2 separate regions of the Homo sapiens genome follow, and region 1 is linked to region 2. A link is a loop called in an ENCODE intact Hi-C map of the cell type or tissue named here. Cell type or tissue: PC-3. All regions are shown on one strand. Links, peaks and the distances in the headings refer to the core of each region. The heading gives the core; the rest is flanking DNA.

Region 1 (12,421 bases), core at 2,125-10,124, 100 kb after region 2:
AGCCTGGGCAACAGAGCGAGACTCTGTGTCTCAAAAAACAAAAGAAATAAAATAAAATTAAAATAAATAAATAAAGGTAGCATGGATACCAGAAGATACAGAAATAGATACTTCTCTCATAAACATCCTTTTTTGGTTGAAAAAAAAAATCACCACAAACAACTGTTCTATGAAGAAAAATAAAAGGCAAAAATTTAAAAGCAACCAAACAAAAAAAGCAAAACCCTTTCCAGTGTTTTCTCCTGAAACAAAGGCAAGTTTGTTCAATGTGCCCCTAAACCAGAGCACCTCTCTAGCTGGAAAATTTCTGAAACACTGCGGGTTTGATGAGCTGCCCCATTGCTTTTGCACAACACTCTTACGGCTCCCAGTGAAGCATACCTCAAATGCGGGTAGACATTCTTAAGGCTATTGAGTTGGAGGCATTACAATGTTTACAAACCAGCATTTGCTCCAGCCTGCAGACAATAAAAACAACCTGATTATGGTTTTCCCTTGGAAGGCTGCTGAGGTTAAAATGATCACACCAACAGTAAAAGAGGCTCCATTTTCCCTCTGTTTTTATTTTTAGGGTGTGATGTGTTAGTCGCTTCCAGCAGAATTTACTTTATTTTAAAGCATGAGACATAATTCCTGTTCTATTTTCAAGACCTTCTTTGCACTTCTCAATTTCTCCAAGTAGTTCTGGAAATGTACACACCCATGGACTTGCCTTTGCCCGAGTTCCTGCTCCTTGCCTTCTTTATGTTTACACTTCCCTAGGGGAGCCAAAACCAACACTAATTAGCAGTGAATTAAATCTCACCTCTAGAATACTAAAAGGTCAGTGTTTACCCAGGATTCCAACCATCTCTAGTCCCTTTCCCCCAAAGATCAAAGACTTGCAGTTAAATATCCAGCCTCAAGGAAAGTTCTGAGATCTGCTTCAATTATACCATTTATTCCTTAAGTTTTATTTCCCCTATCATAACATGTCCTTTCATGCCCATGTGGCTCTACATACCCAGTTTCCCCTAACTGGAACACATTTGCTCTTTTCTTTTTTCTTTTTTTTTTCTTTTTTTTGAGACAGAGTCCTGCCCTGTCGCCCAGGCTGGAATGCAGTGGCGTGATCTCGGCTCACTGCAACCTCCACTTCCTGGTTCAAGCGATTCTCCTGCCTCAGCCTCCCGAGTAGCTGGGACTACAGGTGTCTGCCACCACGCCCGGCTAATTTTTGTATTTTTAATAGAGACAGGGTTTCACCATATTGGTCAGGCTGTTCTCGAACTCCTGACCTTGTGATCTGCCCGCGTCGGCCTCCCAAAGTGTTGGGATTACAGGCATGAGCCACTGCACACAACCACACTTGCTTTTTTCTTTTTTTTTCTCTCTTTTGTAATTTAATTGAAGCAATTCCTATTCATTTTTTTAACTCTCTCTTGAAAGCACCAAATTTTAATATCTAAGTCAATTATTGGGGAAAGAAACACCATCAAGATCTTTCCTTCAGCACAAAACAACGATGTTCATTCCTCCAAACATTCAAACTGAAGATCTACCAAAACAAAAACAAAAACAAAAGCCCACATTGAAATAAAAAGGAACAAAAATCACATTCCAGGGGGGGTCAGTGCATTCAGCAGTCTTCGCTGTGCTGTCTAACCATCCTTCAGCTGACTTTCAAAAAAATAACACCATAAGCTCATCAAAATACAGATTTTCCATTTGCTTTTTAAAATTAAAAATAATAGTTTAAAAAAAGGAAAACTTTGAGGAATTCACAATCAATTGCCTGACTCATTCTGATGTCATGTACAGCATATGGAGGTCAGGAAGGCTATTTGCAACACATGTGGTTAGGGGCTATTCATCTTTAAGGTTTAGCTTTCTTCCAAAGAGTGTACAATACCCACAATTCCAAGTATGAAGGGACACAGACGATCTCCTTTGAGAATTCCGCAGAACAATTCTTCATAGAGCAACTGTTCTATGAAGAATTCTCCAGCTGTTCTTCATAGAGCAACAGCGCTTCCGTCAGATTGACACAGTTCCCCTGTGTAAAGTATTTCCCATCCTGTTTCAATACTTTCATTGAGAGGTCAAGATTCAGTCTGAGAAACTCCCATGTGGAATCTTCTTCTGGAGACATGGAGATTGGAACAGCTGTTAAATCATTAATCACATAATAAAATTATCTCCCTTCTTTGGTGTACCTCTTCAGTACCGGAATACAGTCTTCTATTAGAACCTGATAGCAGTCTCCTTTAAGATTGTCTAAGACATCGCCACACGTTTTTCGCATATATTTCTTTCATCTATTGATCACCATTTGGTCAAGCTCTACCATAGTGACCATCTTTGGTTTTAGTTTGACTATTTCACACAATATGCCCCCATCTCTCTCTCCCAGAATGAGTACATCTTTGCCAGTGTAATCTTTGCCACTTCCCATGATGTCCCAGGTATATGCCAAATCACTCTCTGCCAAATTAACATCCCCACTCAGGATGAGAATATTTCCAAACTGCTTCGAGTGTAGAATTTTTATATTTTGATAAGATGAATCTTCATCATACACCACCTCAATCTATGTCATATTCAACCAGGCGCCCATAGGTAATGGGCCAATATCTGTTGATGGCTCCTCCTCGAACTTAGGTGGTAATTGTTTTACCCGCCCAGTACTGTCCTGACTCAATTCCGCTTTGTTCAAAATACCGTCGATCTCTTCTTTGCCTTGTGCATCACCATTGTAACTCTGAAGATCCAGCAACACAATCCATGTGGGTAAATTCTCAAATTGGCAAAGCTGCCGTTCTTGTTTGTGCATGTTGCTAAATAGCCATGGTCCTTCCAGGTGTGCACCAACTCCACCATCCCCTGATCCTGGAAAATGGACTGGAGGCCTTTTAGAATGGTCTCACCATCAGCTTTGGTGCCAAGCATGAAGTCAAGTGTGCTGTGCTGCTGCCTTAGTGAGGCGAGGCCCTGTGCCATACCTGGGGGAGTGGCCTTGGGAGACTGGGGGGCCGAGTCAGGCTGCAGCAGGCAGGGAGTGCGCTGCACCAGGGAGGCCAGGACTAGCACTTGCTCGTTTCTTATTCAGCCTTCAAGACCCTCCTAATTTACTTTCTTGGATTTTCTTTTTTTCTCCCCCAACCTATTTTTTTTTTTTTTTTTTTTTTGAGGCAGGGTCTCACTCTGTCACCCATGCTGGAGTGCAGCGGCACAATCATGGCTCACTACAGCCTTGATCCCTGGGCTCAAGCAATCCTTCTCCCTTAAGCTTCCCAAGTAACTGGGACTACAGGAACGCACCACCCCTCCTGGCTAATTTTTAAAAAATTTTAGTAAAGACAAGGTCTCAATATGTTGCACAGGCTGGTCTTGAACTCCTGGGCCTCCCAAAGTGATGGGACTACAGGCATAGAGCCACCCCGCCCGGCGGTATTTTCTTTTCTTTACTTACCCAGAGTTAATTGCTCCATCTCAGTATTTCCACTGAACTCTGCTCACACTTTGAACCGACAGAGTATAAATTTATATTCTCATTATGTTTAGCCTCTCTGAGACTGACCTGCTGATTTATCTTCATATTTTCAATATTCCCTAGTATGTAGTGCAACCTAGGATATGGTAGGCACCAAATAAATAGTAGTAGTAAAAACAAGCAGGCCGGGCGCGGAAGCTCATGCCTGTAATCCCAGCACTTTGGGAGGTCGAGGCGGGCGGATCACAAGGTCAGAAGATCGAGACCATCCTGGCTAACACAGTAAAACCCCGTCTCTACTAAAAATACAAAAAATCAGCCATGCGTGGTGGCTGGCACCTGTAGTCCCAGCTACTCGGGAGGCTGAGGCAGGAGAATGGCGTGAACCCGGGAGGTGGAGCTTGCAGTGAGCCAAGATCGCAAGACTACACTCCAGCCTGGGCAACAGAGCAAGACTCCGTCTCAAAACAAAACAAAACAAAACAAAAACAAGCAAACAAGAAGTAAAACACAATTTGTGAAAGGTGATATAATGTAAACCACAAAGCAGTAACACTTTTTGAAGGACATTTGAGAGTAGCCATTTTTTTTAATTTGTATTTTTTGTAGAAATAGAGTCTTGCTATGTTGCCCAGGCTGGTCTTGACTCCTGGGCTCCAGTGGTCCCCACTACCTTGGCTTCACAAAGTGCTGAGATTGTAAGCATGAGCCATCACACCCAGATGGAAGTAGCCATTGTTTTAGTTGGTGTTAGAGTAGTGTTGCTAGCATTTTATTCAGTGTAACAGGGAAAGTATACTAAAAGCTACTTTTATTAAGCACTTACTGTACATCAGACATTGTGCTGCATATGCTTATGTGACTAATTTAACCATTACAACAAACTCTATAAGATAGATATTAAAATTCTCACTGCCTTGATGAGATTACTAAAGAGGATGAGACATTTGTCCAAACTCAGAGAGCTAGTGAGTGACAAGGCCAGTCTGGGGTCCAGTTTCACCCAATTCCACTTGCTGCCTCCCTCTGGTGTGCAGTGGAACCTAACACTACGAAACAGGCCACTGCCATGAAGTCCAGCATCAGCCTGGGATGGCATAAGTCAGTGACAGTAGCAAGAGCAGGCAGGAGAATTAGAAAGGAAGATTCTTTGACATGCCTTGTTTTTGTTTTTTTGTTGTTGTTGTTCGTGTTTTTTTGAGACAGGGTCTCCCTCTGTCACCTAGGCTGGAGTTCAGTGGTGCAATCACAGCTCACTGCAGCCTCGACCTCCCGGGCTCCAGAGATCCTCCCACCTCAGTCTCCCAAGTAGCTGGGACTACAGGCGAGCGCCACCTCACCCAGCTAAATTTTGTATATTTGATTTTGCCATGTTGCTTACATTGGTTTTAAACTCCTGGGCTCAAGTAATCCACCCGCCTCAGCCTCCCAAAGTGCTCGGATTACAGGCGTGAGCCACCACACCCAGCTGTGACTTTTTTTTTTTTTTTGAGACAGAGCCTCTTTCTGTTGCCCAGGCTGGACTGCAGTGGCACCATCTTGGCTCACTGCAACCTCCGCCTCCTGGGTTCAACTGATTCTTGTTCCTCCGCCTCCCAAGTCACTGGGGTTACAGGCACCCACCACCATGCCCGCCTAATTTTTTGTATTTTTTTAGTAGAGACGGGATTTTGCCAAGTTGGCCAGGCTGGTCTTGAACTCCTGACCTCAGGTGATCCACCCGCCTCGGCCTCCCAAAGCACTAGGATTATAGGCGTGAGCCACCACTCCTGGACTGTGCCTTGTTTTTGAATTAACCATTGGAACTATCAGGCTGGGTGTGGTGGCTCACGCCTGTAATCCCAGCACTTTGGGAGGCTGAGGTGGGCGAATCACTTGAGGTCAGGAGTTCGAGACCAGCCTGGCCAATATGGTGAAACTCCATCTCTACTAAAAATACAAAAATTAGCCAGGAGTGGTGGTACGTGCCTGTAATCCTACTCAGGAGGCTGAGGCAGGAGAATCTCTTGAACCCCCCAGGAAGCGGAGGTTGCAGTGAGCTGAGATCGAGCCACTGCACTCCAGCCTGGGCCACAGAGTGAGACTCCGTCTCAAAAAAAAAAAAAAAAAAAAACCATTGGAACTATCAGTGATAGTAAATACACAAATTACACCACTTTTTTTTTTTGGAGATGGAGTTTAACTCTTCTTGCCCAGGCTGGAGTGCAGTGTCGAGATCTCAGCTCATTGCAACTTCTGCCTCCTGGGTTCAAGTGATTCTCCTGCCTCAGCCTCCCGAGTAGCTGGGATTATAGGTGCCTGCCACCATGCCCAGCTAATTTTTGTATTTCTAGTAGAGACGGGGTTTCACCATGTTGGCCAGGCTGGTCTTGAACTCCTGACCTCAGGTGATCTGCCTGCCTCGGCCTCCCAAAGTGCTGGGATTACAGACGTGAGCCACTGTGCCCAGCCAAAGGAGGGATTTTTTATGGAAAGTTGAGACTAGCTCTGGTAATGTCACCATAGTTCAATAAAGAAACACCACAGATTAGTGTACTATATGACTATTGTTAAAAGAAAAACCTTAGCCAAATTAAGTTTAACAGAGTTTAGCTGAGCAAACAATTATTCATGAATTGGGCAGCCTCCCAAGCCAGAGTAGGCTCAGAGACTCCAGCACAGCCAAGTGGTGGAAGATTTATGGACAGAAAAAGAAAAGTGATGCACAGAAAATGGAAGTGAGGTACAAAAACAGCCGGATTCGTCACAGTTCAACGTTTGCCTTATTTGAACATGGTTTGAACAGTTGGCCACCTTTCATTGGCCAAAACTCGGTGACTGGCACAAAAGTAGGCTTCAGTCCGTTAACAACTGCATTTAGGTTGTAGTTCACAATGTACAGAGAAACTTTTAGGCCAAACTCAAAATATGTAGGGAGGCAGCTTTAGGCTGAACTTGATTTAACACTATAGATATCCTAAAATGTTAATAGCAGTAGCATAAATTTAATCCTAGAGCAGTAAGAATTGCTCTTCTTGGGAACTGAGTGGAGCCTAGGAGGGAGGTCTTCTTGTGCAGCTGCTAAGTAGTGAAGGAGCTATGGCGGGGCGGTGGGGCTGGGGGGATGGTGGAAGGCGGTTAGGAGCAAAACTAAAGGCTACCAACAAACATTCCAGCAGAAGCAAAACAGTCATCGAAAGGCTGGAGCTGAAGAGCAACCAGCAATAGATTGTGTCTAGATGATGAGAATTGTGAGGCGCCATTGAAAATCTCAGGACATGGAGCCAGCAGCAGGTAAGCTGAGCGTGGCAGTGAGGCTTTCTAGGGTCTACTACTCTGCAATTTGAACCAGGTATGTTGTGAGGTCACTGAACATTGTAAAATAACTCAAAACTCAGAATAAAACAAGTATTTTTATCCCTTGTCAGTCTTTCCTCCTTCTGACCGTTCCAGCACACCCGTTTTCACACTGACCTTTTTCTTCAGCGCTGCTTAGTAAATGGCAAAAACAAATGGCAATTTACTTAGCTGGATGTGAGGCACTTCAGGGTCTTATCTCAGTTTTCCTCTGCAATCTTACTTCTTAATACTTGGCTAAACCAAATTAACCTGAGGCTCCAAGCCGACTGGCTGATTCAGTTTCCCTTGATTACCCAAGCACACTAGGGGACTTTTAGGAGTCCACTGGGGAGGGGCTTGTAGGATTTTTTAATCTCGCATTTTGTATTGGAATAAACAGACCCAGAGGGGTAAAGAGACAGTGGCAGGGATGAGACTAGGACCAAATGTCTTTACTTTGTCTCTTTCAGCTATATCAGCTCACCAACCAGCCTAACAGAATGAATAAATATCTAAAACAAATTTGGGGGCTAGGCACAGTGGCTTACACCTATAATCCTAGCACTTTGGGAGGCTGAGGAGAAAGGATCTCTTGAGCCCAGGGGTTTGAGGCTACAGTGAATTATGCCCATGCCATTGCACTCCAGTCTGCATGACAGAGGGAGATCCTGTTTCTGAAAAATAAAAATAAAAAAAAATTGGGGGGATTTAAAAGTCAAGCTAAGAAAAAAAATTAATGACCATAAATGTTTTCCTTTAATATTAACTCAAAAGAAAATTTGGAAGCTGCAAATATTTTCTCTTGATAGAGGAGGATTTATTATCAAATAGCTCAAGGTCACAATCTACTATAGGCTCAAGAGAATAATTTAGAAAAATATCTTTCTTTTTTTTTTTTTTTTTGAGAGGGAGTCTCGCTCAGAGGGAGTCTCGCTCTGTCACCAGGCTGGAGTGCAGTGGCACGATCTCAGCTCACTGCAACCTCTGCCTCTAGGGTTCAAGTGATTCTCCTGCCTCAGCCTCCTGAGTAGCTGGGACTACAGGTGCGTGCCACCACGCCCAGCTAATTTTTGTATTTTTAGTACAGACGGGGTTTCACCATGTTGGCCAGGATGGTTTCAATCTCTTGACCTCATCATCCACCCACCTCAGCCTCCCACAGTGCTGGGATTACAGGCATGAACCACCACGCCCGGTCAGAAAAATATCTTTCTTCTCACATGTTAAACTTTTGTGGTAGGCTTTCTAACAGCAAAAAAAAATATATTTGGCTTCACAAATATGAATGGCTGTTTTATTTTGTGTCATCAGTTCTAAGAATGCTCTTAGATCCAATCATATCTTAGCATTGTACCTCATATTACAAAGTGTTCATCATTCAAACAAAGGCAGCATGAAAACTTTGTTGTTAGTCTTCAAAGAAAAGTCCCTGGCATATCAACTGTGTACTTTTCCTTTTTTTTTTTTTGAGACGGAGTCTTGTTCTGTCACCCAGGCTGGAGTGCAGTGGTTCCATCTCCGCTCACTGCAAGCTCCGCCTCCCAGGTTCACGCCATTCTCCTGCCTCAGCCTCCCCAGTAGCTGGGAATGCAGGCGCCCGCCACCATGCCCAGCTAATTTTTTGTAGTTTTAGTAGAGACAGGGTTTCACCGTGTTAGCCAGAATGGTCTCGATCTCATGACCTTATGATCCGCCCGCCTTGGCCTCCCAAAGTGCTGGGATTACAGGCATGAATTTTTTTTTTTTTTTTTTGAGATGTTGTCTGGCTCTGTTGCCCAGGCTGGAGTGCAGCGGCGCCATCTTGGCTAACTGCAACCTCTGCCGCCCAGGCTCAAGCAATTCTCCTCCCTTGGCTTCTGAAGTAGCTGGGATTACAGGAGCCTGTCACCGTGCCTGGCTAATTTTTGTAGTTTTTAGTAGAGACAGGGTTTCACCATCTTGGCCAGGCTGGTCTTGAACTCCTGACCCCATGATCCACCCGACTCGGCCTCCTAAAGTGCTGGGATTACAGGCTTGAGCCAACGCGCCCAGCCACTTTTGCATATTTTAAACTGGGTCCAACCCAGTTACTTCTCTCGCCTTGGTGTTACAATTTCCCCATATTATTTCCTCTCCATCCGGACCAGCTGACCTCAACTCTTTGTCAATTCACACTCATTCCTCTCCCTTGTAAACTCAGTGTACCTCCTGCCTGTACTACACAAGCAATCACTGCATGTAAACTTGACTTGTTGTGTATCTTACGGTTGTGTTCTAGCTGTCTTAGTAACTACTACTGGCCGGGCGCAGTGGCTCACGCCTGTAATCTCATCACTTTGGGAGGCTGAGGCGGGCAGATCACGAGGTCGGGAGGTCAAGACCATCCTGGCTAACACGGGGAAACCCCGTCTCTACTAAAAATACAAAAAAGTAGCCGGGCATGGAGGCGGGCACCTGTAGTCCTAGCTACTCGGGAGGCTGAGGCAGGAGAATGGCGTGAACCTGGGAGGCGGAGTTTGCAGTGAGCCGAGATCGCGTCACTGCACTCCAGCCTGGGAGGCAGAGTGAGACTCCATCTCAAAAAATAAAATAAAATAAAATAACTACTACTTAATGAGAGCCTACAATAAATAGCAAGTGCTCAATAAGAAGGGTGAACATAGAATCTGTCATTCAAACCAAGACACCTCTGAGAATGGGGTGCTATTAATAATTGCACTAGGACGGCCGGGTGCAGTGGCTCAGGCCTGTAATCCCAGCACTTTGGGAGGCCGAGGTGGGCAGATTACCTGAGGTCAGGAGTTCGAGACCAGCCTGGCCAAGAAACCCCGTCTCTGCTAAGAATACAAAATTAGCTGAGCATGCGTGATGGCACATGCCTGTAATCCCAGCTACTCAGGAGGCCGAAGCAGGAGAATCACTTGAACCCGGGAGGCAGAGGTTGCAGTGAGCCGAGATCACACCATTGCACTCCAGCCTGGGCAAGAACAAAACTCTGTCTCAAAAAATAATAATAACAATCACACTAGGACAACAGGTGTAAACCGGGGTTGCACTGACGAACTGGGACATATGGCCACCCTATCAATAAGTGATAGTGTGGCAGACATCACTGCAGCCTGGCTCACTCAACGTCACTACTAACTCTCTTCTCCTTTCTTTGCCTTCTGTTATAGTAGCTGGCGATCCCAGTTTCCCTTTCTCCCTCAAAGATAGGGATAGCTCTGAGACACAGTTTTGGCCAGTAAGACCTTAGTGTGGTGTTTCTGATAATTAGTGCTTTCCTGTTGAAAGAGGATAGTTGCAGCTGGAGCAGCTCCTTTCATTTCCTTCCCCTGTGGAACTTACAGAGGAGTAGTAGCCACCTAGAGACCATGAAGTGATAAATATGAGGGCAAAAGGATGGATAGCAGAACAGAAAGATAGGAATAAACTAGGTCTCTGATGGCAGCTAAAACAAAGCTCTTAATTGCTTATCTAGACCTCTTCTTCTGCAAGAAAAATAAACTTCTAGCTAAGCAGGAAGATTCTTTAGTTAACTGCAGGCCAAAGCGTACCTAACTTAGAAGACTAGTCATTATTTCATTTCAACTACTTTATACATATATATATATATTTTAGTAGAGATGGCATTTCATTTATAGATATATACATTTTTCATATATATATATATATATATATATATATATATATTTTTTTTTTTTTTTTGGAGACAGAGCTTCACTCTTGTTGCCCAGGCTGGAGTACAATGGCACAATCTCAGCTCACTGCAACCTCTGCCTCCCGGGTTCAAGCTATTCTCCTGCCTTAGCTTCCCAAGTAGCTGGAATTACAGGCACGTGCCACCATGCCCAGCTAATTTTGTATTTTTAGTAGAGATGGGGTTTTTCCATATTGGTCAGGCTGGTCTCGAACTCCTGACCTCAGGTGATCCACCCACCTTGGCCTCCTAAAGTGCTGGGATTACAGGTGTGAGCCACCGTGCTTGGCCCTTTATACATATTTTTAAAAATCTTTACAACAGCCCTAAAAGGTGCCTGCTATTATCCTCATTTTTCAGATGAAGAAACTAAACTTCAGAAGGACTTGGTAACTTGTCCAAAGCCATACAGGCAATTAACATCCAAGTTTAATTTCAAGCCCAAGACTGTCTGACCTCAGGGTCTGTGCTTCACACAAAACAGATGAGGCTTCTTCACCTTGTCTCATGAGCAGGAGCTGTGTGTGCCACAGGCAATCCCCTCTAAACAGATGCTGCTAGAAAGTAGGAGGATAAGAAATAGATCGTGTTCTGAAATGGTTAAAAGACAATATGAAGTGGGCTGGAAAGGTTTGGCTTTTCAGTAATCATTACTTAATAAAGTCCGCTCTTTTTTTTTTAAGTTCAAGTAATCATTGTTGAAAATAAAAGGCAATAAAAATAAAGACAGTTTTCACTATAGAAAGAAGGAAAGAAAGAAGGAAGGAAGGAAAGTAGGAAAGAAAGAAAGAGAGCGAGCTCGAGAGGGAGGGAGGGAGGAAGGGGGAGAGAGAGAGAGCAAGACAGAAAGAAAGAAAGACAGAAAGACAGAAAGGAAGGAAGGGAGGAAGGAAGTAAGGAAGGAAGGAAGAAAGGAGAGAAAGAGAGAAAGAAAGAAAGGAAAGAAAGAAAAGAAAGAAAGAAAGAAAGAAAGAAAGAAAGAAAGAAAGAGAAAGAAAGAAAGAAAGAAAGAAAGAAAGAAAGAAAGAAAGAAAGAAAGAAAGAAAGAAAGAAAGAAAGAAAGAAATCATATTGGCCAGGTGCGGGTGCAGAGCAAGACTCCTCCATCGGAAAAAAGAAAAGAAAAGAAATAGATTATGTTTTCCCCCTACTTCCTTGCCCTCACCCCTACTCTAAGCAATGTGAGGTTGCTACCCCTCTTACTCTACTATGGAATACTCCTTCAATATCAAGATGACGTGTTCAGTTCAACAAACATTATTTTTAAGCTCCGTCCTCCATGTTTAAGTGTACAAGTTACCCCCAGGAACAATGTAGATATAACTAAATCTACAGCTAGTGGGGCAAGGTAGATGCATAAACAGATCGTCTAAATATAATGGCCAAAGGCTAAACTAGAGATAGGTACAGACAGGGTGGGGCCCAAAAGAGAACATCTGGAAGGAGATAAGGCCTGAAGGAATTTCCAGGTGTGATTCAGCAAGTACTGAAAGATAGAGAAATGTAGGTCAGGGAAATGGTAAAATGGGAGAGGGGGTATGGAGTATGGATCATGGAAATTGAGGCAGTATAAAGGGTGGAAAAATCAGTACCTCTGTGTTCTGTAGGAGCTCAAGGGCTGGCGCTGTTGATTACATCTGAGGGAGTATTTGGCTACATTTCAAATTTCCAAAAAGTTTAAAAGGCTCTTTAAAAATCTTCATGATTAAAAATGACTAAGGTGTATTTTATTAGCCAAGAATAGAACTAATTTGGCCAGGCGTGGTGGCTCACGCCTGTAATCCCAGCACTTTGGGAGGCCAAGGCAGAAGGATGGCTTGAGGCCAGGAGTTCAAGACCAGCCTGGGCAACATAGAGAGGCCCGCCCCCCCTACCACCGACAACTCTACAAAAATAAAAAACTTAGCTGGACATGATGGTGCATGCCTGTAGTCCCAGCTACTCTGGAGTCT
Region 2 (9,718 bases), core at 1-8,000:
CTGTAGTCCCAGCTACTTGCGGGGTCTGAGACAGGAGGATCACTTGAGCCTGGGAGGTCGAGGTTACAGTGAGCAGTGACTGGAATGCTACTGCATTCCAGTCTGGGTGACAGAGGGAGACCCTGTCTCAAAAAAAAAAAAAAATTTGAGGGAATATAGGCAGTGCAAGGAAAGGCAGAATATAGGCAGTTCAAGGAAAATTTCCTTGATACAAGTAGTGTCAAATGCATATACATACATGAACATCAAGAAGAAATATTATTATTTAAGTAGTCTTAACATGGAGAAGGAATCTTGTTTTTCAAGAACTGGTCTCTGTGGTCTGCTTAATTTGCAGAAGACAAAGGCATAATTTGAGATAATAAAGAACAAAGATAGGTTATTTTCTCAAAGTATGTATAATTACAGTTAATTAGAGACATTTTTGGAATATTGTAGTATTCTTTGCCTACAAAACTCAAGATCTATTTCTTTTTATGGGGCAGGGGGGCGTAGGTGGGTAGTAAACTTAGTTAATGAAGTAAAAGGCGCTACGACTGAAGAGCTCTTAAATTATGTAATTATGTAAAAAAAGTAAAGCTTTATTAAATATTAATAACATCCGAATGTAGTTACCAGTGAATCCATTAAGGGCAGATGCTAAATTTGCCAGTAATTAAATAGAGAGCAGAGGAAATGGTGTATGCTGTGTTAAACATAGAAGTTGCCATCTCAAGTAACAATCAGTCTTTCAAAACAGATGGACTGAAGAATATGTTCCAGTCACCTTCGCAAATTATTTCTACTTAATTTACATAATAATGTTTAATGCTCCTTTGTCTAAATGCTTAATTTTTTAACATAAGCAGTAAGAGGGAAAATCACTTTATAAAAGGTTGGGAGGGTGAAGGTGGCAGTGTTGAAAATGATTAGGTCTTGCTAGAAAAAATACCTTTATTTTCTTTGAAAAACACTTATAAGAACTATAAGAACTAAGGTAATAGTCAGTGTATTGGTGCTTTGTGTTACAAAGTGTCTTCACATATTTTATCATCTCAGCAATCCTTCACAATGATCTGGGGAGGGCAACTGTATTAGCTTCATTTTATAGATGAGGAAACTGAGGTCCAGAATTGCTGCCAAAGCCACAATCTGTTACATGCAGTGCAGGCTCTTGACTGCATATATCTCTTTACTCTAGAAATTTGCTAACTCATTACAACTTGTTTATATTCCTTTCCCCCAATTCTTGAAAACCTTGGTTTAAAGCCTCAATTGGTGACATGGGCTTCTTATTTCCTTGAGGTTTTTTTGTTTATTCCTTCCTGCAATAGTAGGCTTCTTATATCCGTTTATTACCAGGACTGAACCTTTCACTATAAGGGCTATGAAAATAAGGGGGAAAATGTTCTATAAGCTTTAAGTATGATTTTTTCTAAGCAAATGTCAAATTCTATTCTGCATAATGTAATTGGATAAGGAATTGCTTATTTTAACTCACTTTGAATTGGATTCATTAGTATTTGAATTTGGGTAGTGATTTATAACTTTAAAAGCAGTTCTTGTTTGAAATTCCTAGTGCCCGAAGGAGGAAACAGTGACAGACCTGGAGACTGCAGTTCTCTATCCTTCACACAGGTATGACATCCTGTCATGCTGCTTAAGGAAAGTATTCCTCTCTAATGGAAGGAGGAAACTTGGTATCCTAGAGAAAATAACGATTTGTTTGTGCCATATGTTCTTAAAACCCCTTTTAGGGTTCTACCTCATCTTTAAAATTCTGTTAATGCTTTAATGCTTCAGGAAACTAATTTTATGTTTATTAGACTAATGTTTAAAATCTAGAAACAAATTTTAAAAATTAGTGTTCACTCATAAGAGAAAAAGTACTTATAATAAAATGTAATTACATGGACTACTTAATCAGAAACAATCAGAGGTAAACATGACTGCCATTAGTGCTTTTTAAATTATGGCCTCAAAAGATATGTATCTGGGCTGTGGATGAATGTTTAAAATTATGTAAGAATGGGCCAGGCACAGTGGCTCACGTCTGTAATCCCACCACTTTGGGAGGCTGTGGCGGGTGGATCACCTGAGGTCAGGAATTTGAGACCAGCCTGGCCAACATGGTAAAACCCAGTCTCTACTAAAAATACAAAAAAATTAGCCAGGCTTGGTGGCAGGTGCCTGTAAGTCAAGCAGCTCAGGAGGCTGAGGCAAGAGAATCGCTTGAACCCAGAAGTCGGAGGTTGCAGTGAGCTGAGATTGCGCCACTGCACTCCAGCCTGGGCAACAGAGTGGGACTCTGTCTCAAAAAAAAAAAAAAAAAAAAATTATGTGAGAATGGACAGTAATTTCAAATGTGTTTCAACTGGTAATCTAATTATTTGCAGCCATTGCTTTCTCATATTGTCAGGGAGTGCTTCTCTTACAATTCTGCTTTTTTTGTATTTCAAGATTATGATTTCCTATGGGTGTTAATGACTTTAGATTAGAAGTCTAGTACCATTTCATTTATTCAACATTAGCATCTACCATATGCCAAACAGTGGGTTGGGTACCGGGGACACAAAAATGAACAAAGCACGGTTCCTGCTCTCCAAAAGCTCCTTGTTTAATGCAGAGAGGCTAAGCCTAAATAATAGAGGAGAAACTTGGCAGTTTGAAATATAAATTGAATTTTCCTTATCTGAACAATGCTTGGGACCAGCAATGTTAAAGATTTTGGATTTTTCTGGGTCTTGGAATATTTGAGAAAACATACCATTTGAGCAGCCCTAATCTGGAAATCCAAAATCCAAAATGTTCCAATGAGCATTTCCTTTGAGCATCATGTTGGTGCTCAGAGAGTTTCAGATTTTGGAGCATTTCAGATTTTAGCATTTTTGTATTAGGAATGCTCAACCTGCAGCATCTTGACAATGGTTAGACATGCAGTTTGGAAAAAACTGTTGGCCTATGACAGAGAAGAGAGCAGAGGCAGAGCTCACTTAGGAGAGACTGATGCTGAAGTCCTTCCCCAACACAGCCATTGAGGAGCTAGGTTAGGACTTCCCTTGCACCAGTATCATCAGCTAGTTTCCCTCCCCCTTTTTTCCCCTTTCCAGTTCTCTTTCATTTCCAGATTTATTCTCAGAATAACTATATAGGTCTTTTATGTATTCTAGGCAGGAAGCATTCAGAAAACATTAACAAGGCTTCCTTATCTTGCTTTACTGATTCTGGAAATAGCATATGGAGTTTCTTTTGTCCACCAGAGGGAGTGAGCCTTCACTTTAATGAGACTTATTTAAGACTTTAGTCCTCTGTTGGTACTACTTTGTTGGAAGACTTGAAAGGTTTACAAAGTTCTCTGAAAGTTGCCTTTTCTCGCCTTTTTTAAGGATAGAATTTAAAAAGAAAATGTGTGTATTTTATTATAAATACAGAGTCCTCATTATTCTCTTTAGACTTATTTTATGGTGAATATAGTACTCTGAAAATAATAAAATGCATTATCTGTAAAAAATTAAAAACGTAATTTTTTTAACCATCAGATTTTTAAAATTATGTTCTACTTGAAAGTTTTTGTGATTTATCTCTTTTTTTAAATTTTTTAAATTTTTTTTTTTTTTTTTTTGAGACGGAGTCTCACTCTGTGACCCAGGCTGGAGTGCAGTGGCACGATCTTGGCTCAGATCTTGGCTCACTGCAACCTCCGTCTCCCAGGTTCAAGTGATTCTCCTGCCTCAGCCTTCCAAGTAGCTGGGATTACTGTTGCCCGCCACCAAAACCAGCTAATTTTTGTATTTTTAGTAGAGAGGGGGTTTCACCATTTTGGCCAGGCTGGTCTTGAACTCCTGACCTTAAGTGATCCGCCCACCTCGGCCTCCCAAAGTGCTGGGATTACAGGTGTGAGCCATCACACCCGGCCTCTTTATTCTTAAATAGTGAATTAACCAGAATATTCTATTCTCTGGTAGGGTAAAGAGTGAATACCATAATGTGAGCACCTCAGACCTGTAGCTAGTCTTTTTTTCCCTAATTTATATCTAACTATATCTAGCCTATTTCAGAGAGCATTTGAAAGGACAATGTAAGAGCACATGCTCAATAGGATAGTTAAAAGTAACATTTGCTGGGCACGGTGGCTCACGCCTGTAATCCCAGCACTTCGGGAGGCCGAGGCGGGTGGATCACTTGAGGTCAGGAGTTTGAGACCAGCCTGACCAACATGGTCAAACCCCATCTCTATTAAAAATACAAAATCAGCTGGGTGTGGTGGCACCCGCCTGTAATCCCAGCTACTTGAGAGGCTGAGGCAGTAGAATCGCTTGAACCTGGGAGGCGGAGGTTGCAGTGAGCCGAGATCACACCATTGCACTCCAGCCTGGGCAACAAGAGCGAAACTCCGTCTCAAAAAAAAAAGTAACATTTGAGACCAGAAACTATTAACTTTCTGTTCTTCTAAATGTCATGAAAGCAATTATTTCTCTGTATTAATTTTCCTGTCAACTTAATCACTCTCTTTCTGAATTTGAACCAAAGGCTAAATATTTCAGATTAGATGGCTTTTTACCAAGAACATAATGGAAAACACATTGGCTGTCAGAAACCCTCAGAGAATGAGTAATATTGACTGACTTGGACAATGTAAAAATGTTTTTTTCCATCAAAGTCAGAATTGTGTTTCACTTTCCATTTGATGTATGTGGGTTATTTTAGTTAACCTACGTTTTTTGTTTGTTTTCAAATGAAACATGTCATGTATTTAATGTAGGACATTTAGGAGTCATAGAGTTGTATCTTATTTTAGGAGTACTATAATACAAAGAATTGATCAGAGCTGGTCAGACTGTGACAAATACAGATTAATTCTGAAATGGAAGCCTTGCATTATAACTTTTTATAGAGAATTGTACAAGCATTATAAGGATAATTAAATATATTGCCAGTGTTGCTACATGATGCTCTTAAAAGACTAAAGTGAATTTATTAGTGAGTACAAGTATATTGCAAACTGGTTTATACCTTCAAAAAGATATATTCCCTGTTCACTTTATTTCCAATAGTGTTAAAAACCACTGAGCCAGGCAAGGAAGACCATACTGTCTTCAGCATATTTAAAGCAGTTTGAAGAGTTGAAAAGAATCTAAAGGGTAGCCTTGTGGGAAAGGCTGGAAAGGTGGTTACTCCTACTTTGGTGACTTAAGAGATCATATGTAGGAGCTTATAAGCCTATGGACTAGTCTTTTTCTGATAACAGTAGTTGTAGGGCTCTTTCTTGTGGACTATCCAGTATCTTATTTTACTATAAACTTAGAATCCATGCCTAGTGGCATATTAGGCAGCCCTTTTATATTTTCATTTCAAATTCAGCAAAGTGGGCACCAACTTTATCAAAAAATTGATGGGGAGAGTTTGTTGAAGCTCAGAGTGAGGATGGATGTAGAACATTTCAAGTGCTTCATATCCAGAAAATCAGTAGTCCTCCATCTGAGTTGTAGACACAGGAAAGGAGTTGAAGATGAATGGAGTAGGAATGTAAAAGCCTTATCTTTACCCTCCTCAGCTTTAGGTCTTAACAAGAATGAGCCTCCCTTAGTCTTTCTTTATGCCCCTGTCCCTGAATGTTGGTGATGACATTGTTTTTCCTGTATTGAATACAAAAATATGGCCAGTAATTTAGGAATCAAGAGGATATAATTCGGAAGTAGACTGTTGTGTTTAGGAGTTTTTCTTTCCATTGTGGAATTGAGTAGCAGCGGTATATATGCTATGTCTGGTAAAATGGGCCATACAGTAGTCTAAGACATGAGGAGACCTTAAGGAGCTTGGACTTAGTTGAGGTGACCAGACTATTTAATCTGCTTAGGTGCCACAGCAAAATACCATAGAGTAGGTGGTTTAAACAGCAGACATTTATGATCTCATAGGTTTGCAGTCTGGAAGTCAGGGTGCCAGCGTGGTTGGTTCCCGATCAGGGCTCTCCTCCTGGATTGCCCGTGTCCTCACATGGCATAGAGAGAGTATGACAGCATGAGCAAGCTCTCGTTTTATCTTCTTATAAGAGCACTGATCCCATCATGAGGGCCCCATTCTCATGACCTCATCTAAACCTGATTATTTTCCAAAGGCCCCATCTCCAAATGCCATCACATTGAGAGTTAAGGCTTCAACATATGAATTTGGTGGGGAAACCCAGACATTTCAATCCATAATTCAGGCAGATATTTGGGAAGTAACACAGTTGAAGCACTGAATGCTATATTTCGTACTATCTAAAGAATCTAGGATGTAATAAATTTAAGATGCTTCATTGCCAATTAAATTAAGATACAATGCTTTTTTGATTACTTAGAATTTTTTAAAGAGCTCTTTTAGAGTTAGACATAGATTTTTGTCATATGTCACTTGCACATTCAATAAGATGGAAAACACAAGTGAAAAAACACATAAGGAATTGCTAAATTTCACATATTTAGAGTCTGCCTTCTGAATTGTTTTTGGAGTCAGAGTTGTTAATACCTGTAATTTTCCGTTAAACATCCTCTGTGCCGCCAAGAGAATTGGTGATGTAGCATTCCTTTCAAGATCCCAAAAAAGAATGCGAAGGTTTTGGTGCTGGCCTTCAGCTTTGCAATTATGCAAAGCCAGCCTACTTTGACTGCTGCTTAGGGATTCCCCATCTTCTACTTCCTTCCCAGTCCATTTGGTTCCTAGAGGGTGAAATGAATGCTCCAGTATCATTTCTGGGAATTTCTTTCAGGCTGTTGACTGTCATATGCAAATGTCATGCTGGCAGTTTTGTTATTTTCCCATGTGTAAGCAATGACAACATCATAATTGGCTTCTGTCTGATAGCAATTGTAAGAGGAATCCCAATTTCTGAAATGTTACCCAAAAAAGTGACTTTAATTGACGAAGTATGATGATGTAGAAGGATAGGCAAGAAATGCAAAAGGTAATTTAGAAAGGTTTCATGGGTAAAATGTGACCTATGTGATCTAGGGCTATAAAGGATTTCAATAAGCAGAAGCACGAGGTGGGTTGTTGAAGAAAGCACTAAATGTTTTTGGATAAAGAATATAATAATTTGAGAGTAAAGGGTAGAGGGAGGGTTATGTAGGTAAGTAGTTGTAAGATGGGGAAAGATTGGGTAGTATTTAGCATTTATCCTTAATGTTGACTTCAGTGTAGTTCTCTTTGTGTGTTTTCTAGTATAAACTGCATACATGAAAGTTAAGAATCTTGTGTTAAGTCCCATATAGGAAGGAAGTAGATAGGAAAACCAAACTGGAAAAATGTATGGAGATGTTGGTGAAATGACAGGAACGAAAGCAGCTTGTCTGAGCTTGATCTCTTCACTTCCTCAGTGGTGGTTCTGAGCGCTGGTTTGGCTGAACTCCACTTACCAGGGAAAAGGGCATAAAGTAAACAGGGTTTGTGTGGAAGAAGTGGAGTAGAACAAAGTGGAGAGGATCTCTGTTCATTTAGTGTATCTGACAGTGTGCTTGTCAAGTCATAAAACACTTGAGGATGGAAATCTGGAAGTCATTGTATACATTTTCTTCTTTCCCTAACATCTAGTCAGTTACAGTTTCTGCCAGTTCTTTTGCTTTTTCCATGTTTTTGGAGGCTGTTCCTCTTCGCTCCACATGTAGTAAATGCTCTAGTTCATGACCCATGTCTTATCTGGACTGCCATGTCAGCTTCCTAACTCATCCATTCACAGCACCAGTGACTGTAAAACAGCATTAGTGAGGATAAAACAGTGGCTGTCAAACTTTTTTGACTGTGGCCCCCAGTAAAAATACACTTTGTATTGCAACTTATGTATACTTTATATATGTATGAATAATTAAAACAAAAGGTTGATTCAAGAAAAATCTTTACATTTACCCTGTGCCATGCAATCTTATATCTTGTATTCTTTTCTGTTTCATTTTTTTAAATGTGTGCTTGCCATCCACTAAATTGATTCCGGAGTTGGAAAAACACTGACCTGACAACTAATATCACCATGTTATTCCTTAAACTCTCCGATGGCTTCTTACTATCTTCATGATAAATTTGAAGCCCTCAACATCAGCATACCAGAACCTTCATGACCTAACCCTTACCTAGTTATTCTAATCTATTATTTACCTGATCCACTCAGCTCACATTTCATTCCAATAGACAAGTAAAGTTTTTTGTAATTCCTTGTAGCTTGCCTTTCTTCATGGTGTCCACTCTGTTGAAAATCTACTACCCTCCATTTCTTCAGTGCTTTACTGCTTACTCCTACCCATTCCTGGGGCTCAAGTCAGGCCCCTATAACCAGGATGCTTTTCCTAACACTCCTTGCCCTACCACCAGGCTGGGTTAGGTAGTTCTCCATTATATAATGTGGTTCTCAATGTTGTTACCTGTTTATTATTATGTGTTTTTCTCTTATTGTCCCATAAAATAGTGAATATTCGAGAGGATAAGGAAGTCTCCCATTAAGCATCCCTAATGTTTAGTATGTAACATGTTGGCATTGGTTGGATGAATGAGAAAAAAAAAAGATTCTTCTGTTTGGAAGGAAGATACAACTGGTATCCCTTAAGTCTTTTCTTTTTTTTTTTTTTTTTTCCTTTCTCTATAGACAAGGTCTCACCATCACCCAGGCTGGAGTGCAGTGGTGCAATCACAGCTCACTACACCCTTGTACTCCTGGGCTCAAGTGATCCTGCTACCTCAGCCTCCCTAGTAGCTGGGACTGCAGGCATGCACCACCATGCTCAGCTCATTTTAAAAAAATTTTTTTTGTTGAGACAGAGTCTTGCTATGTTGCCTAGGCTGGTCTTGAACTCCTGGGCTCAAGTGATCCTCCTGCCTCAGCCTCCCAGAGTGCTAGGATTATAGGCATGATCCACTGCACCTGGCCCCTTAAGACCTTTAATTGCAGAGCAGCAGAGGACAAATGACATAAATACAGGATTTGACTTTCATTTTTAAGTATCAAATTAGTGATGGGTTGACAAACAAGTCATACAGAATGTTCATGAATCAGTTCGGCCCAGGTAACTCATAACCCAAGACCTTTGGGTCAATGAAATTCTGCCACCTAAGTAGCACCATCCAATGATGTCATACCTAAAAAGGAAATTGAGTTGTAGAATTTTAGGTTTTAGGATTCTTTCTCTAAAACTGAGGAGCTGTGCCACTCTTCAAAGCCTCACAATTACATTTCATTGGTTCTTATGCCATCTGGGTTCTGGTTAGAGGGCTGATGGAAGTACTCAAGAAATATTGGAAGTACTCAAGAAATATTAGAAGGTGGGAAGAAGGTACCTCTCTTGTTCTTGTCAGTGGCAGCACCAACAGTGGGACTTTGGGTCTCTGGGTTCCAGCTCAGCAGCAGAGGTACTAGTACTGTAGCTCCAGCAGCTTCAGCAGGAGTGCAGGCTCATGGGATCAGAGAACCACCTTTTCCGCTTTGTTCTTCCAGCCCAGCCAACAAGTTTGTAGCTATTTCCCTGCATTAAAACTCCCCTCTGTTTGAAATATCTATAGTAATTTTTCTTTTCCTGACTAATACAACCTGTTAAAGAAGCTGAAGCTCTGGTAAGTTAAATGCCCAACAATGGTCTTGAGTAGCTAGTGATTTTTGTTGCTATTGGTAAGTAAATCTAGACACTACTTTTTAGTCCCTTTTTTAAAAGAGGACTGGTTTATCTATGATGAATACATGATTGATTGATTGATTGATTGATTGATTTTTACTTTT

Evidence for each region. Hi-C counts contacts between places; a loop is a spot of excess contacts. Peaks named below come from ENCODE experiments on the same cell type or tissue, not always from the same donor. Only the 100,000 strongest peaks of a DNase experiment are listed, where the experiment ranks them.
Region 1: it touches region 2 in a loop (4-fold over the local background); 18 of 110 quality-filtered maps call a loop at or near these places.

The regions. Positions count from the first base shown.
Region 1 is chr5:43,197,246-43,209,666 of GRCh38, reverse strand. All of the region lies in intron 1 of NIM1K (NIM1 serine/threonine protein kinase), which reads right to left. It also overlaps the pseudogene LOC100419037. Among named protein-coding and RNA genes, the nearest start is that of NIM1K, 11 kb to the right of the region's middle. In PC-3, for the core only: a CTCF peak has its summit at 6,147; a DNase peak (open chromatin) is centred at 6,116; H3K27ac peaks cover 1,318 bases.
Region 2 is chr5:43,299,665-43,309,382 of GRCh38, reverse strand. HMGCS1 (3-hydroxy-3-methylglutaryl-CoA synthase 1) reads left to right here. Exons shown (of 11, transcript NM_001098272.3): 2 at 1,559-1,617. Among named protein-coding and RNA genes, the nearest start is that of HMGCS1, 8.9 kb to the left of the region's middle. RefSeq lists an enhancer at 3,144-3,203 and a silencer at 7,482-7,776. In PC-3, for the core only: a CTCF peak has its summit at 3,224 (motif pointing right); a DNase peak (open chromatin) is centred at 3,232.